2 separate regions of the Homo sapiens genome follow, and region 1 is linked to region 2. Evidence: read pairs that join two places in POLR2A ChIA-PET (ENCODE). Cell type or tissue: Panc1. All regions are shown on one strand.

The links. Peaks named below come from ENCODE experiments on the same cell type or tissue, not always from the same donor. Only the 100,000 strongest peaks of a DNase experiment are listed, where the experiment ranks them.
Region 1: POLR2A ChIA-PET joins it to region 2 with 8 read pairs; 2 of 35 experiments call an interaction of 5 or more read pairs at or near these places.

Annotation. Positions count from the first base shown.
Region 1 is chr1:150,472,966-150,480,965 of GRCh38, reverse strand. RPRD2 (regulation of nuclear pre-mRNA domain containing 2) reads right to left here. Exons shown (of 11, transcript NM_015203.5): 11 at 4,400-8,000. The coding sequence ends at 7,632. Among named protein-coding and RNA genes, the nearest start is that of TARS2, 10 kb to the left of the region's middle. RefSeq lists an enhancer at 7,970-8,000. In Panc1, no CTCF peak of the experiment used is centred here; no DNase peak of the experiment used is centred here.
Region 2 is chr1:150,385,559-150,393,558 of GRCh38, reverse strand. The region is part of intron 1 of RPRD2 (regulation of nuclear pre-mRNA domain containing 2); the gene reads right to left. Among named protein-coding and RNA genes, the nearest start is that of RPRD2, 25 kb to the right of the region's middle. In Panc1, no CTCF peak of the experiment used is centred here; a DNase peak (open chromatin) is centred at 3,728.

The DNA of each region.
Region 1 (8,000 bases), 87 kb before region 2:
GAGGCCAGGAGTTTGAGGCTAGCCTGGCCAACATGGCGAAACACCGTCTCTACTAAAAATACAAAAATTCGCTGGGCGTGGTGGTGGGCACCTGTAATCCCAGCTACTTGGGAGGCTGAGGCAGAATTGCTTGAACCAGGAGGTGGAGGTTGCAGTGAGCCGAGATCGCGCCATTGCACTCCAGTCTGGGTGACAAGAGTGAAACTCCATCTCAAAATTAATAAAATAAAATAAAATAAAATAAAATCAGGCCGGGCACAGTGGCTCACGCCTGTAATCCCAGCAGTTTGGGAGGCCGAGGTGGGTGGATCACCTGAGGTCAGGAGTTCTAGACCAGCGTGACCAACATGGTAAAACCCTGTCTCTACTAAATAATAATAAAAAAAAAAATTAGCCAGGCATGGTGGCACATGCCTATAATCCCAGCTACTTGGGAGACTGAGGCAGGAGAATCATTTGTACCTGGGAGGCAGAGGTTGCAGTGAGCCTAGATTTCGCCATTGCACTCCAGCCTGGGCAAAAAAGAATGATACTCCGTCTCAAAAAATAAAATAAATAAAATAAAAATAAAATCAATAAAATAAAATGCCACAATGTGTCCGGGAACAGTGCCTCATGTCTGTAATCCCAGCATTTTGGGAGGCCAAGGCAGGAGGACTGCTTGAGCCCAGGAGTTTATGACCAACCTGGGCAACAAAGCATGACCCTGTCTCTATTAAAAAAAAAAAAGAAAAGCCACAATGGGAGAGAATGTTCAGCCACATTTGCTGAATGAGTAAAGAGGTAAAAGCTTTCTGTCAGGGGCATGGATAAATTGAACTTTGACTTTGAAAACAAACCCTTGGGCTCACCTAAAATCTCTACTAAGATTTCCCTTCCCAGAACATCTCTTGGGGCTGTAGAAGAAAAACAAGCAGACACTCCCACCCCAGCTCTTACACAACTGATATGTCAGGTCAGGGCAAAAAGAGGAGATCCGCCAAACACAGGAGCTAGTCTAGGGTAGGGATGTGTCCATTTAGGTTCCACGCTAAAGTAAAAAACAAAGGGAAGGACAAAGTACTCTAAAAGAAGGTCCTAGATAACATCTGTAGAAGGAAATACAGGTTGAGTATCCTTATTTGAAATATTTGGGACCAAAAGTGTCTGATTTTGAATCTTTTCAGATTTTGGAATATTTGCATTATACTTACTGCTTGAGCATCCCTAATCTGAAAATCCGAAATCCTCCAATGAGCATTTCCTTTGAGTGTCATTTTCGTGCTCAGATTTTGGACTTTGGATTTGGGATGCTCAACCTGCATACAACTGAGGCTCACTTCTAAATAATAAAGATTTCAAATCATTTCCTAATCACTATTGCCCCTGGCAATGATTGACTATCTTCAGTGTTGTCTCATGTAGGTGCAAAGGACTGTTAGCCAGGGAGGAGGGAGAAACAGAGGAAAGGGATGCTGTCGGTCTCCTTTCTACCCATTCCAACTGAAACACCCCAAGAAAAATGTAGCAAGTTTCAAGTCCTTTTCTCTCCTCTCCCACAAATTATGTGGCAAAGGATATGAGTAATTCTCGAAAATAAGGGGACACAATGGGGATGAGGAAGGAAGATCGCTGGAATATCCAATTTACCATGACCCTGAACATGTCCAGGGTAGACTGGTTTAGCCAACTCTCAAGTCAAACACAAAAACCTGCAACCTGCATTTGTGTTTTCCTTTTGAGACGGCGTCTCACTCTGTCACCCAGGCTGGAGTGCAATGGCACAATCTTGGCTCACTGCAACCTCTGCTTCCCGGGTTCAAGCGATTCTCCTGCCTCAGCCTCCCAAGTAGCTGGGATTACAGGTGCGTGCCACCATGCCCAGCTAATGTCCCCCCCTCCCCCCACTCCGAGACAGAGTCTTGCTCTGTCACCCAGGCTGGAATGCAGTGGTGCGATCTTGCCTCACTGCAACCTCCGCCTCCCAGGTTTAGGCGATTCTCCTGCCTCAGCCTCCTGAGTAGCTGGGATTACAGGCGCGTGCCACCACGCCCAGCTAATTTTTGTATTTTTAGTAGAGATGGGGTTTCACCATATTGGCCAGGCTGGTCTCAAACTCCTGACCTCGTGATCCGCCTGCCTTGGCCTCTCAAAGTGCTGGGATTACAGGCGTGAGCCACCACGCCTGGCCCTAATTTTTGTATTTTTAGTAGACAGGGCTTTGTCATATTGTCCAGGTTGGTCTTGAACTCCTGATCTCAAGCGATCTGCCCGCCTTAGCCTCCCTAAGTGCTGGGATTACAAGCGTGAGCCACCACGCCTAGTCTGTATTTGTGTTTCCTCAGTTGGCACTGAAGAATTCACTAGCCCCTCCACCCATATCTGTATTCTCAATTTTTGATTCTTCCCTAGGTGTGAACAAAGGATAGAAAAACGTAACATTTAAAAAAGGAAATGTACAGTTGGCTCTGTCTGGGGGTTCTGCATCTATGGATTCGACCAACCACAAAAGTATTCAGGAAAAGGTAATAAAAAAATTAAAAGTAACACAAATTTCAAAACATACTGTATACAACTATGTACATAGCACTCACATTGTATTAGGTATTAGTAATCTAGAGATGATTTAAAATTTACTGGATGATGTGTGTAGGTTATATGCAAATACTATGCCATTGTATGTAGGGGACTTGAGCATCTGTGGATTTTGGTATCCATGGGGGTCCTGGAACCTGGTATCCTTCATGGATACCGAGGAGGGTTGACTGTAACTGCAATGATCAACTTTTACATAGATGTTGGCCTTCTTATCCTCTTCCCCTCAAACTTGTAACTAAGCAAAGGCTTCTCCTTTCTTTCCCCAGCAATTAATTAAAAGTAACTGATAGTTTTACACTGCACTTGCTTCTTTGCTTTAGAGTGCTTCTATTTCCTTCTACATGGGGAAGACAGAACAGGATGTTTACTTAAGGGCCAATATCTCTCTTACTGATGACCCTCTCGTAGCCTTGCCTATGCAGCCTCAGTGAGTTATTACTTAGCAATTGTGAACAGCAGCTGACCGGACTTGTCCATACAGTTACTCATAAACAAGTATGAGAAACGCCCCAATACCCCAAAACCCATTCTGATTGTGTTTGCATTGCTACGTCTACATACATGAAGGAATAACTCATCCCTGCTACACAAGATTGGCTTACATTAAAAAAAAAAATTAGGCAGAGGAAATTATGAATAACATGCCCAGAAAACCTTATGAGGAAGTCTCAAAGCTGTTGCTTCTTTAGGGGTAGATATAGAAATCAGGTGGGCAAGTCAAGGTCCCAAGAGACAAGGAAAAAAAGGGTGAGCCAGATTCCAGTACAGTGGTACACCCTACCTGCTGGGTGTGTTCCCAGGCCACTGCTATTTAAGTGTCTGGTGACACATGTACGTACCTTCACATAAGCAAGGCTGCTATTTAGAGCCTTCTACCCTGCCAGTGACCCAGGCCTGGCCCAGATGCAGTGACTATCCCTCTTTACCCCTTACAGCCAGCATTCCAACCCAGCCTCACTGGGTTATGAACAAGGGATGGGGTAAGACAGAAGGGTTAAGTGTGGCTTCTGCACAACAGATTGCCAATATGCAGTAAGGGCAGATGTGGGCAAATAATTGGCCAGAAGGATCCCTGCTACCACCCCAAACCCCCAATTCTATGCTTGCTTTAAAAATGCTTCTTGGCTCACAGTTGCACAACCTTTTGAAGACATGCACAAAAAATTATTAATACAGTATATCCCACTTCACCAACCACTCCCTGAACATCTAGAACTCACCCGACCCATTATCCCTTTCCAAAATTCAATTACACAAAGGATCAAACAGAAAACCCACAAGGCCATAAAGATCTTAAGAGGCTCAGATTGCCTTCAGTGACATTAAGTGCAGAAGTCAAAGGGGACATCTGGAAAAGATCAACAGGAGGGGAAAAGTCAACCACACAACAAAGGAAACCATACTTTATTAAACTGGAAAACAAAATAATGGGGACAAAGGGATTAAAAAAAAAAGGAACGTCTGGAAGAGAGTAAAGTGCAAGTGGTTACGAAGTGGGTGGTCTGTGGTATCTCTGTGTGTGCCTGAGAAATGTGTGGGCGCACACACCACTACTCCCACCCCCATACCCTTGGACCAAAAGCCAATACAACCATATCTTCTGAGATATATCCAGGCTTTTCCTTCTGCATTCTCTAGTTGGTTTCACCTTCGGCCCTGGACAGTCAGGCTGGGTCTTTGCTAGAGAAAACTTAGGTTTTCCAACCACAGGCCTGCTCCACAAAGCAGCGGTTTCAGCTCCTGAGAAGTTCCCTCCTATTTGCACTCACTAGGAAGCCAGGGGCCCCTGGTCCAAGCCCGTCTCAAAGAAAAATGTCAAACCTTTCAAACTAGTTATTTTATTAAACGATATTAACACACATTTCAAAAGGATTTCATTGTTGTTGCTTCTAAAGCATGTACTTGTTTTGTTTTCCACACCGAACACGTGAGAATATCAATCCAACATATCTATTTTAGATCTTAACAGGCGCCCCCGCCCACTTAAAAAAAATAGTGGGGGAACTGGGGAAAGCAGTAATTTACAGCGGCTTCAAAACAGTAACAGCTGAAGCTCAATTCTGCAGGAACCGGTAACTTCAGGATTGAGAGTGAATATCCTGCCATTAGGAAGTTTATCGTATTCACATTATCTCGATAGGTTTGCTGGACCCATATATATCACAAACATTTTATTCCTGGTATTGGAAAGTATAAAAGTCCTATTCTCTGCTTATTTTCCCCTCCCTGGAATCAAACCAAATTCTATTTACTCTCAACTTTTGAGAGGGTAGAGGGGAGCAGGGAGAGAGCTCTCATCTAAGCTGACTGAAGAGTAAACTCTTTCAAAATACTTAAGGACCCTATTTCTGAACTGTATCACTGAACTTTAAGTGGTACTAGTGTATTCACAACCCCTACCAATTCTCTGTCTGTGATTTTACAGTGAGTACCAAGGACCTTACAACTTCTCACATTCTGCTTCCATATGAATCATGTCCTTGCTAAGACACACTATGTTATGCTTTCTTTAAAAAATATCTTGTTTATTTGTTTAAACTCAGGTTGAAATACAAAAGTCAGAGCATGGTCACGGAGTTTTAAATCACAGACACAGAAAGAATAAAACCCCTTTCTTTCACGTTATGAATACCAGAACTGTCTTTTCTGTTTCACTATTTATCACATATATACACACTGTCATCTTCATTTACTGATGTAAATGTAAATTTTAAGATTTCCTTAAAATTAATAGCTGACAGTCTCATACAAATCCTCACTTCCATCCTAAAACAAACATATTGAGGATTTTGTGGCTTAAAAAACAAAAAAGTACCCCACAAAAACCCAACTCCTTAAAAGCCCACCTTCGAAACTGTCCAACAAAGTCTTCCTTTCATGTATTAACCATCATACTTTTGAGGACAATTATCCCGCCCCAACGTTCAGGAAGCCACTTTCCTGACATCCCCACATTTTCTGATAAAAATTAAATGGTCAGAGAGCCTTATCAAGTAAACACTACTTTTAGCTTAAACAAGAGCAGCAAAGAGAATTCACATTCTTTTATTCTAGAATGAAAAACATCCCATTTAATTTCTGCAAAAAAAAAACCTATTTCAATTTTGAAAGTCAAATATCATTTCCCCACCTCCCACCCCATTTTCTCTTATGCTTTTCCCTAACAAATGTCTTAGGACTCAATATAACTATACTTTCTTTTCTTTGCTACACTACATACCCCATCCCACACGTAAGGTCATGGTATCATGCATTTTTGTGGGGAGAGCTACAGGGCAGAGAGGGTCGAGGAAAGAAAGAACAGTTGGCTTAAGACCAGACAGGCATTAAGAAGATGAATGACCTGCAGCATCCTAACCCCAGAACACATGGCGAGCCCAAATAAATAACAGAATAAATTACGCAAAAACTCCCAAATCATGATGTGCACCTGGTTTATGCTGCTCTTTCTCTGAAAAGTTCATTCTGAGAGAATCATTTTCTGTCACTACATTGCCCACCCTCCCCCATCTTTAATATTCTACTGGAGGAAAAAGCAACCCCATACTTCCTATAGTTAGTTCTATACTAACTTGGAAGAAAATATGAAACTTGCCAGAATTCTCTGGAAAACTAAACACATACTGTTTTACTCATCTAGCTGGAGATTATCAGTTGAGTATGCCTTGGGGTAAGACACTAAATTAAAAAAAAATTGTAGTAAAGCAACATTTACTTTTCAGTGTCCCTAGATATAAAGATATAAACACTCAAAGTACAGTGATTGTCTATTTCCCAAGTACTAGATGTAGAAATACAAACAAGTCTTTCAGTCCAGGGAGAAGGAAAGCACTTATCTTGCATGTAAAACAACTAAGGGCAGAAATGGTCTTTATTTCCTATTGGGAGCGAGAGGTGGGGGTAAGACTTGAGCCTTGAAATGGGATAGACACATGTGTATAATATAAAGGAAAATGCTACTGAATCTCCTCCTTTAAAATATCAAGAATAGGGGTGAATAACACGACTGAGGCAAGGGGAAAAGGAAGATAAAGACAAATATTTCTTTCTTTAATAGTTAACCTTTGTTGAAAACCACCAATAAATATCACTTACATTAGGGAGGCACCATGGTAAAATTAATGTCTACTTCTTATATTTAAAAATGCAGGGATAATATTTCTGTTGCACCTTTGTATCAATAGTCAACTGTAGTGACTGTCTTTCTGGCCACAGCAGAAGAAAAACTGAGGGAGATAAAGTCAAAAAGGAAAAGCAAGAGGCATGAGCTTGGTGCAAGACATGTGAAACTACCTTGAAAACATTTCCTATTCTCTTGTTTACAAAAAAACAGGCAGGTCACATCACACCATTAATGCTTCCTTTCCTTATTTTACATACTGTAGTCACTCCTTATTTTAACCTTGAGGCTGATTAAAAAAAGATTTTAGGAGAAGGGTAAAGAACTAAACTTCAACATGCCTTTAAAAACAAAACAAATAAACCTGACAGGTTCAAGGTCTCTCACATTTCCTCCCTTGCAACATCTCTTGGCTGTTAGCAGGACACAGATACACAGGGAAGGGAGCCGAGCTGGCTACAGCAGTTACTAAGCTGCCGAGAGAGGGGACGGGAATCCTTCCATTGACTACTCGATAAGCCAAGCCCAAAATAACATCCCAACATTGCACATGTGGTTATCTGTACTGATGGAAGTTTTATTTCAAATGTAATAATACTCTTCAATAGATGGGGTAAAATAAAGATTGTTTTCCTCCCCACTCCCCAACCCCCCAGCCAAATGAAATGGCTTTGGTTGTGTTTCTTTACTTTTTTTTTTTTTTTTTTTTTTTAATACAAACAACTTGGGGAAGGTAGATAAGTGCAATGGGAGGGAGGATTGAATTGAATAGTAAAACGTAAGCGTATGTGATTTCTTACTTTGGAAGAGAGGCCCTTTGTTATAATAAAAAAAAAATCGAGAAAGAGAAAACAAATAAAAACAACAACAATAAACCAAACTCCTACTTCCAATGTTCTCTAGACTGTTCAAAATGCCTTTCCCTTGGTTTCCATCAGTACCTGGGAGGGAAGAATGGGCGTTTTGGTGCAAAGAACGGAGGGCCCCTAGCAAAAGGTGGCCTGGGTCTCTTTAAACTGTGAAATGGGTCTCTGCTGAGAAAAGGTTCCCTAGGCCGAAAGTCTGGCCGGGGACTCCGTAAGATTATACCACTCCGGCTGATGGTGTCTCTGTGTGAGGGACCCAAGGGGGGGCCACTGCTGCTGTTGCTGCCTCCCCCACCTCCTCCTCCATGGGGTGGGCCCAGGTGTTCCAGAGAATGGGAGGGTAGGGTGAGGCTCTCTCGTACACGGCTAAGGCCAGGGCCGTTGAGGTCCCGTTGGGTGGGGCCCCCGTGGTCCCTGGGTCCTGGGAGTACCCCAAA
Region 2 (8,000 bases):
TCTATGGGGTGATACATTCACACTGTAGGAATACTATATACTGCTCCTCAACAGTCTTTCACCCAATGTTTTTTTTATTGGTTTTTTTTTTTTTTTTTTTTTTTGAGACAGGGTCTCTCTGTTGCCCAGGCTAGAGTGCAGTGGCAGATCACACTTCACTGCAGCCTCAACCTCCTGGACTCAATCGATCCATCCACCTCAGCCTCCTAAATAGCTGGGACTGTAGGCATGTACCATGCCCAGCTAATGTTTCTGTAGATGCGATTTTGCCATGTTGCCCAGGCTGGTCTTGAACTTCTGGGCTCAAGCGATCTGCCTGCCTTACCCTCCTGAAATGCTGTGATTTACATGTGTGAGCCACCGCACCCAGCCCTCTTTAATAATGTTTTGGTTTGGGTCTTAACGTCTTTATTCATGCAGCTACTATAGCGGTATGTTTTTTATTGTTTTTGGTTAGTAACTGCCTTTTAACTTTTCTATTTTAGATATGTCTCTCTATATAGCCACATTTTTAAAAAAAATCTGAACTGATCATCCCTATCTTTTAACTGCTAAAATTATTCTTTTATGTTTAACTGTGATTGATATATTTGAATTTGTTTCTATCATTTTATGTTGTGCTTTTATTTGCCCTGCCTTTTTCTATGCTTCATACTTCTTTATTCCCTTCATACCTCTGTACCTTTTGGGGAAGTTTTCTTTTCTTTGTTTTTTTTCTAGACAGGGTCTTGCTCTACTGCCCAGGCTGGAGTGCATGGCGAAATCATAGCTCACAGAAATCTGCAACTCCTGGGATCAAGCAATCCTCCCTCCTCAGCCTTTCCAGTAACTGGGACTACGGGTACTTGTTACCAGGCCCAGCTATTTTTTATTTAGTAGAGACGAAGTCTTGCTATGTATGTTGCCCAGGCTAGTCTTGAACTCCTGGCTTCACGCGATAGTCCTGCCAAAGCGCTGAGACTACAGGGATGAGCCATGGCCAAGAAATTTATTTTTTAAATTGTTCTCCCCCTTCTAGTGGCTGAAAGTTATACATTCTATTTTTACCCAATTTTTTTTGGAGTCTCACTGTGTCACCTAGGCTGTAGTGCAGTGGCGCGATCTCAGCTCACTGCAGCCTTCGCCTCCTGGGTTCCAGCAATTCTTCTGCCTCAGCCTACCCGATAACTGGGATTACAGGCATGTGCCACCACGCCCAGCTAATTTTTGTATTTTTCGTAGAGATGGGGTTTCACCATGTTGGCCAGACTGGCTGGAACTCCTGACCTCAGGTGATCCACCCATCTTGGCCTCCCAAGTGCTAGGATTACAGGCGTGAGCCACTGCACCCACCCCTAAATCACTCTATTCTTCTCTCTTTTCTTTTTTTTTTTGAGATGGAATCTTGCTCTGTCGCCCAGGCTGGAGTGTAGTGGTGCGATCCTGGCTCACTGCAACCTCCGCCTCCCGGTTCAAGCGATTCTCCCGAGTAGCTGGGACTACAGGTGCCTGCCACCATGCCTGGCTAATTTTTTTCAATTTTTAGTAGAGATGGGCCTTGAGCAACACACAAACATTTCTTAACAGCACACCACCATGCCCAGTCCACTCTCTTCTTGAACTACAATACCGAACAGAGATAGTTTTGTCCTTTTTTTTATTTTTATTTTTTGAGATGGAGTCTCATTCTGTTGCCCAGGCTGGAGTGCAGTGGTGCGATCTCGGCTCACTGCAACCTCTGCCTCCCAGGTTCAAGTGATTCTCCTGCCTCGGCCTCCCAAGTAGCTGGGATTACAGGTGCCCACCACCAGGCCCGGCTAATTTTTGTACTTTTAGTAAAGACAGTGTTTCGCCATGTTGGCCAGGCTGGTCTCAAACTCCTGACCTTAGGTGATCCGCCCGCCTCAGCCTCCCAGAGTGTTGGGATTACAGGCGTCAGCCACTGATCCCGGCCTGTCCTGGCTTTTTAAACTATACTAATTAAATATCTCATACAGGAAATGTTCATTCAGATTTACTCTTATGGTTACCAATTTACTTGCTTAGCACTGCATTTTATCTCTTAGATTTTTTTCTGGGATTATTTTCCTTTCCCTGAAGTATATGTCCTTTTAAAGGTCATTAATGGGCCAGTGTGGTGGCTCACACCTATAATCCCAGCACTTTGTGAGGCCAAAGCAGGAGGATCACTTGAGCCCAGGAGTTTGAGATAAGCCTGGGCAACACATGAGACCCTTATCTCTACAAAAATAAATAAATGAATTAAATAAAATAAAGGTCATTAGGTGAAGATCTGTTGGTTTCTAGCTTTTGTCTTTATGGAAATGTCTTTATTTTGCCCTTGTTCTTAAAACTTAGTTTTGCTAGGTAGACAATTCTAATTTGATGGCTGTTTTCTCTCTGCACTTTGAATATTTTATTCCAATGTCCTCTTGCTTCCATAGTTATCAATCTGTCATTCCTTTGTAAGTAATTAATAATCTATAATTATCAATTTGCATTTCATGATCTGTGCAGTGATAGTTTCATACTGTAAGAATACTGTATACTGAGGATAGAATACCCATCCTCTCCTACTGTTTTTAAGAGCTTCTCTTTGACTTTGATATTCTTCAGTTATCTATAAAGTATGTACAAGTAGATTTCTTTTTATTTAACCCCCTTCCTTCATATGCATATGGTCCCTATATATATTCACATATTTCATCAATTATTCCATTTTCTCCATTATTCCTTTAAAATATTGCCTGTTCTTAATTCTCTCCTTATAAGACTTCAATCACACATGTTAGACTCATTATGCTCTTCCTTTTAACTTATTTCTTAACATTACATTCTGGGAAATTACTTCAGATCTTTCAGTTCATGAATTCTCCCTTTGCCAATGGTCTTATCTGTTGTTCAAATCATCCACTAAGTTTTCAATTTCAACAGTTATACTTTTATTTCTAACATTTCTCTTTGGTTCTTTTTCAAATTTGCATAACTGTCTAAGAGTTGTTCCTTGATATATTTTAGATTCCTTTATTAATTTAAATATTTTATACATGGTTCTTTTTATTTATTTATTTATTTATTTTTTGAGACGGAGTCTCACTTGTCGCCCAGGCTGGAGTGTAACGGCGTGATCTCGGCTCACTGCAACTTCTGCCTCCCAGATTCAAGCGATTCTCCTGCCTCTGCCTCCCGAGCAGCAGGGAGACTACAGGCATGTGCCACCACGCCTGGCTAATTTTTTAATATTTTTAGTAGAGATGGAGTTTCACCATGTTGGCCAGGCTGGTCTTGGAACTCCTGACCTCAGGTGATCTGCCTGCCTCGGCCTCCCAAAGTGCTGGGATTACAGGCGTGAGCCACTGTGCCTGGTCAGTTGTTTTATATTTCATATCTTATTATTTCAATAGTTTAAGTCTTTGGGGTTTGTTTCTATTAAATCTCACCCACAGTTGTTTATTTCTTTGTGTTTGGCAATTCTTTTATTGTAAGCTTATATTTTGTTGAATTTTATCTATGGGAATTCTGAAAGCCTAATCAGAGAAAGCTTTTTCTAAAAATGTATTTGCATTTACTCTGGCAGAGAGTCAAGGGCAGTAGTGACCCAGGTTCAATTCAGCATCTTTCTCAAGGGGCTTTTCAACGTTTCTGGGGGCCCAAGGCTTAGTCTCCCATTAGTGCTGATGTGAGCGTTTGCCTTCAGGAAAACGTTGCCAGTCTTGTTTGCTCACAAGCTTACTCACTGCTCCTGTTTCAGCTGACTCTTTACTTCTGTGAATGAACAGACCCTTGGAAACCTCCCTTACTTTTTTAGTACACCCAGTAATGCATTAAAATGTGTGCTTGTTAATGTCTACACAGAATTCTGAAAAATTTACATAGATGCTGCCTCCTCAAGGAGGTAGACGGCATAACTCCCCTAAATTGTGGGCTGTGCAGTGACTTCTTCCCAAAGAGTACAATGTGTAAGAGGCTTCAAAAAAGAAGAAATCTGAAAAAAACTATCTCAGCCAGGTGATCAAGGTTAGTATCATTAGCGGTAAAACATGTTGATAGGATGGACACTCTTGATATCATGTGATGAAAATGGAACTTTACCTCTGTGGTCTTCCTCCAAAGAAACAATAACCCCAGCTAATCATTAAAACAAAAAACAACCACAAAAAAACAGACAAACCCACATTGAGGGACATTCTACAAAATATCTGACCAAATCTAGGGAAGCTTAAAAGAAAACTGTGGACACAGTGGCTCACACCTGTAATCCCAGCACTTTGCGAGGCCGAGGCAGGCAGATCGCTTGAGCTCAGGAGTTTGAGACAAGCCTGGGCAACATGGTGAAACCCTGTTGCTACAGAAATTACAAAAATTAGCCAGGTGTAGTGGTGCATACCTGTGGTGCACACCTATAGCCCCAGCTACTCGGGAGTCTGAGGTGGGAGGATTGCTTAGACCCGAGAGGTCGAGGCTGCAGTGAGCTGTGATTGTACCACTGCACACCAGCCTGGGCAACAGAGCAAGACTCTGTCTGCAGGGAAAAACAAAACAAAACAAAACAAAACTGTCAAAATCTAGAGGAGCCTAAAGAGATATAATAATTAAATGTGGAGTTATGGAGAAAACAACAGTAGGTAAAAACTAAGGCAATTCATAAAATATGGACTCTTAATAATTACATATTAGGCCAAGTGCAGTGGCTCACGCCTGTATCCTAGCACTTTGAGGGGCTGAGGCAGGCAGATCACGAGGTCAGGGGTTCAAGACCAGCCTGGCCAATATGGTGAAACCCCGCCTCTACTAAAAATACAAAAATTAGCTGGGTGTGGTGGTGTGTGCCTGTAGTCCCAGCTACTCAGGAGGCTGAGGCACAAGAATCGCTTGAACCCAGGAGGCGGAGGTTGCAAGATCGCGCCACTGCACTCCAGCCTGGGCGACAGAGTGAGACTCCATCTCAAAAAAAAAAAAAAAATTACATATCAATATTGATTCATTGGTTTTAATAAACGTAACATACTAATGTAAGATGTTAACAACAAGGGCAACAGGATGCAGGGTGTATATATGTGTGTGTGTGTGTGTGTGTGTGTGCGCGGGTATATATATATAGTGTATGTGTATATATGCATATACATATATATGTGTGTATACATGTATATATGTATATATATACATGTGTATATACACGTATATACATGTGTATACGTGTATATGTGTATACATGTATATATGTATATGTGTGTGTATATACACATGTATATACACATACATATATACACACACATACAAGCACTCTCTGTACTATCTTCACAACTTTTCTATAAATCCAAAACTACTGCAAAGCTAAAATTTTATTTAAAAATTATGTCTGGGCCAGGTGCAGTGGCTCATGCCTATAATCCCAGCACTATATGAGGCCAAGGTGGGTGGTTTGCTTGAGCTCAGGAGTTTAAGACCAGCCTAGGCAACATAGTGAGACCCCGTCTCTACAAAAAAATACAAAAATTAGCTGGGCGTGCTAGTGCACCCCTGTAGTCCCAGCTACTTAGGAGGCTGAGGTGGTAGGATGGCTGAAGTCTAGGAGGCAGAGGTTACATTGAGCTGAGATCACACCACTGCACTCCAGCCTGGGTGACAGAGTGAGAGACACTGTCTCAAAAAAAAAAAAAAAAAAAGAGAAAAGAAAAAAAGAAAAAAATGGCCAGGAGCAGTGGCTCACGCCTGTAATCCTAGCACTTTGGGAGGCCGAGGCAGGCAAATCACCTGAGGTCAGGAGTTCAAGACCATCCTGGCCAACATGGTGAATCTCTGTCTACTAAAAATGCAAAAATTAGCCGGGTGTCATGGTGCCTGCCTGCAATCCCAGCTACTGGGGAGGCTGATGCAGGAGAACCACTTGAACCCAGGAGGCAGAGGTTGCAGTGAGCCAAGATCACGCCACTGCACTCCAGCCTGGGTGACAAGAGTGAAACTCCGTCTCAAAAAAAAAAAAAAAAAAAAAAAAAAAAAAAAAAAAAAAAAGGTCTGTTGCAACTTCTGTAAGATTTAGTTGTATTTCTGGTGGAAGGATCCTGCAAAATATCTAGCCTGTCACATGACTAGAAACAGTACAGTTTCACCTGCAACCCAGTACAATCATGCTCCTTCCCTCTGGCAAACTTTCTCTTCTCTTAGTTTCTGAGAAACCATTTTGTTCTGATCCTCTCTCCTTTCCCTAACACACCTGTTTTTGCACTAACCTTGAAACTCTGGTGCTCCCAAGGTTCTTTCATTGGCCCTATTCTCTTCTCACTTAACACACTGTGGTCTGAAGTGCTTATCCATTAACTAGTAAACATATGCTTAGACAGATGACCCTTGAACAACACAAGTTTGAACTGCACAGGTCTCACTTATACGTGGATTTTTCAATAAATACATTTTCAAAATTTTAGGAGATTTACAACAATTTGAAAAAACTCACAGATGAACCATGTAGTCTAAAAGTATTTTAGAAATTGAGAAAATTAGGTATGTCATGAATGCATAAAAACTATGTAGACACTAGTCTATTTTCTCATTTACTACCATTAAATATACACAAATCTATTTTAAAAAGTTAACATCTATCAAAACTTATGCACACACTTAAAAGACATACGTGCAGCCATCCAGTTGAGAGTAATGTAAACAATCATAAAAATTCAGTATTATATCATAACTGAATAAAATTCACTACTGTACATACTATACTGTAATAATTTTGTAGCCATCTCCTGTTGCTACTTCAGGGAGCTCAAGCATTGTGAGTATCCACTCAAAACACCCTGTGATGCTAATTATCTCTATGTAAGCAGTTCATCTCTCCAGAAAATTGCATATGTCAGTAAAAAGTGATCTCTTGTGGTTCTCATATTTTTCAGGTTTAGTGCAATATTGTAAACCTTAAGTAAACACCATGAGACCCACACAAAGTGCCACTAGTGATGTTAAAAGTGCTCCAAAGAAGCAAAGAAAAGTCATGACATTATCAAAAAAAGTTGGACTGCTCAATATGTACCACAGATTGAGGTGTCCAGCCGCAGGTGCCCACCATTTCAGATGGTTCATTTTGTAAAAAGTGACATAAACTTATGGTATTGATAAATGCAGCACCACCAAGCCCAGCTAATTTTTTTTGTATTCTTGGTAGAGATGGGGCTTTGTCACGTTGCCCAGACTAGTTTCGAACTCCTGGGCTCAAGCAATCCACCTGCCTCGGCCTCCCAAAATGCCGGCATTACAGGCATGAGCTACCACGCCTGGCCAACTGTGCTATTTCAAATACCAAAATACAGGCCGGGTGCGGTGGCTCATGCCTGTAATCCCAACACGATGGGAGGCCAAGGTGGGAGGATCACTAGAACCCAGGAGTTCGAGACCAGCCTGGGCAACATAGTGAGATCCCCCACCATCTCAAAAAAAGTAAAATAAATAAATAAATAAAAATAGGTAAGAACCAAAATATGGTATTTTTCTTGGCATAATACAAAATCAGCTTTATTTATCTTTCTTACCTTAATGTCTTCTCTCTATCTAATCATACACCACACCCCTCTCACTTTCAATACAAACTCTACCCTACTTACCTACGATTTATTACTCAACTCAGGAAACTCCCCTAACTCATTCCCCTCTACCCTTGTCACCACCTACTTAAAAGATTGAGAATATGCACCCAAGGGGGAAAAAAGCCCTCTATAACAAAGGATTTCTCCTTGGGGAAAGAAAATATTCAGATTTCTATTAGGGCATCTTAGTCAAGTTGGCCAAGAGAAAAATTAAAAGTTCAGCAATTTTGAACCACTCAACAGAGACAGCTCTGAAAGCACTACTCAGGGGAGTTAAACATGGCAAGATGATACTGAAGTCCAACCTAACCAGCTACATCACATATGACAACACTAAGGGTACCTCTAGCAAAAAGACCAAAGTCAAAGGACATGGCAAAGCCAGTAGGAGCTAATGATTTGTATTATGATAACCCATACTTAATATTTACATATTTACAG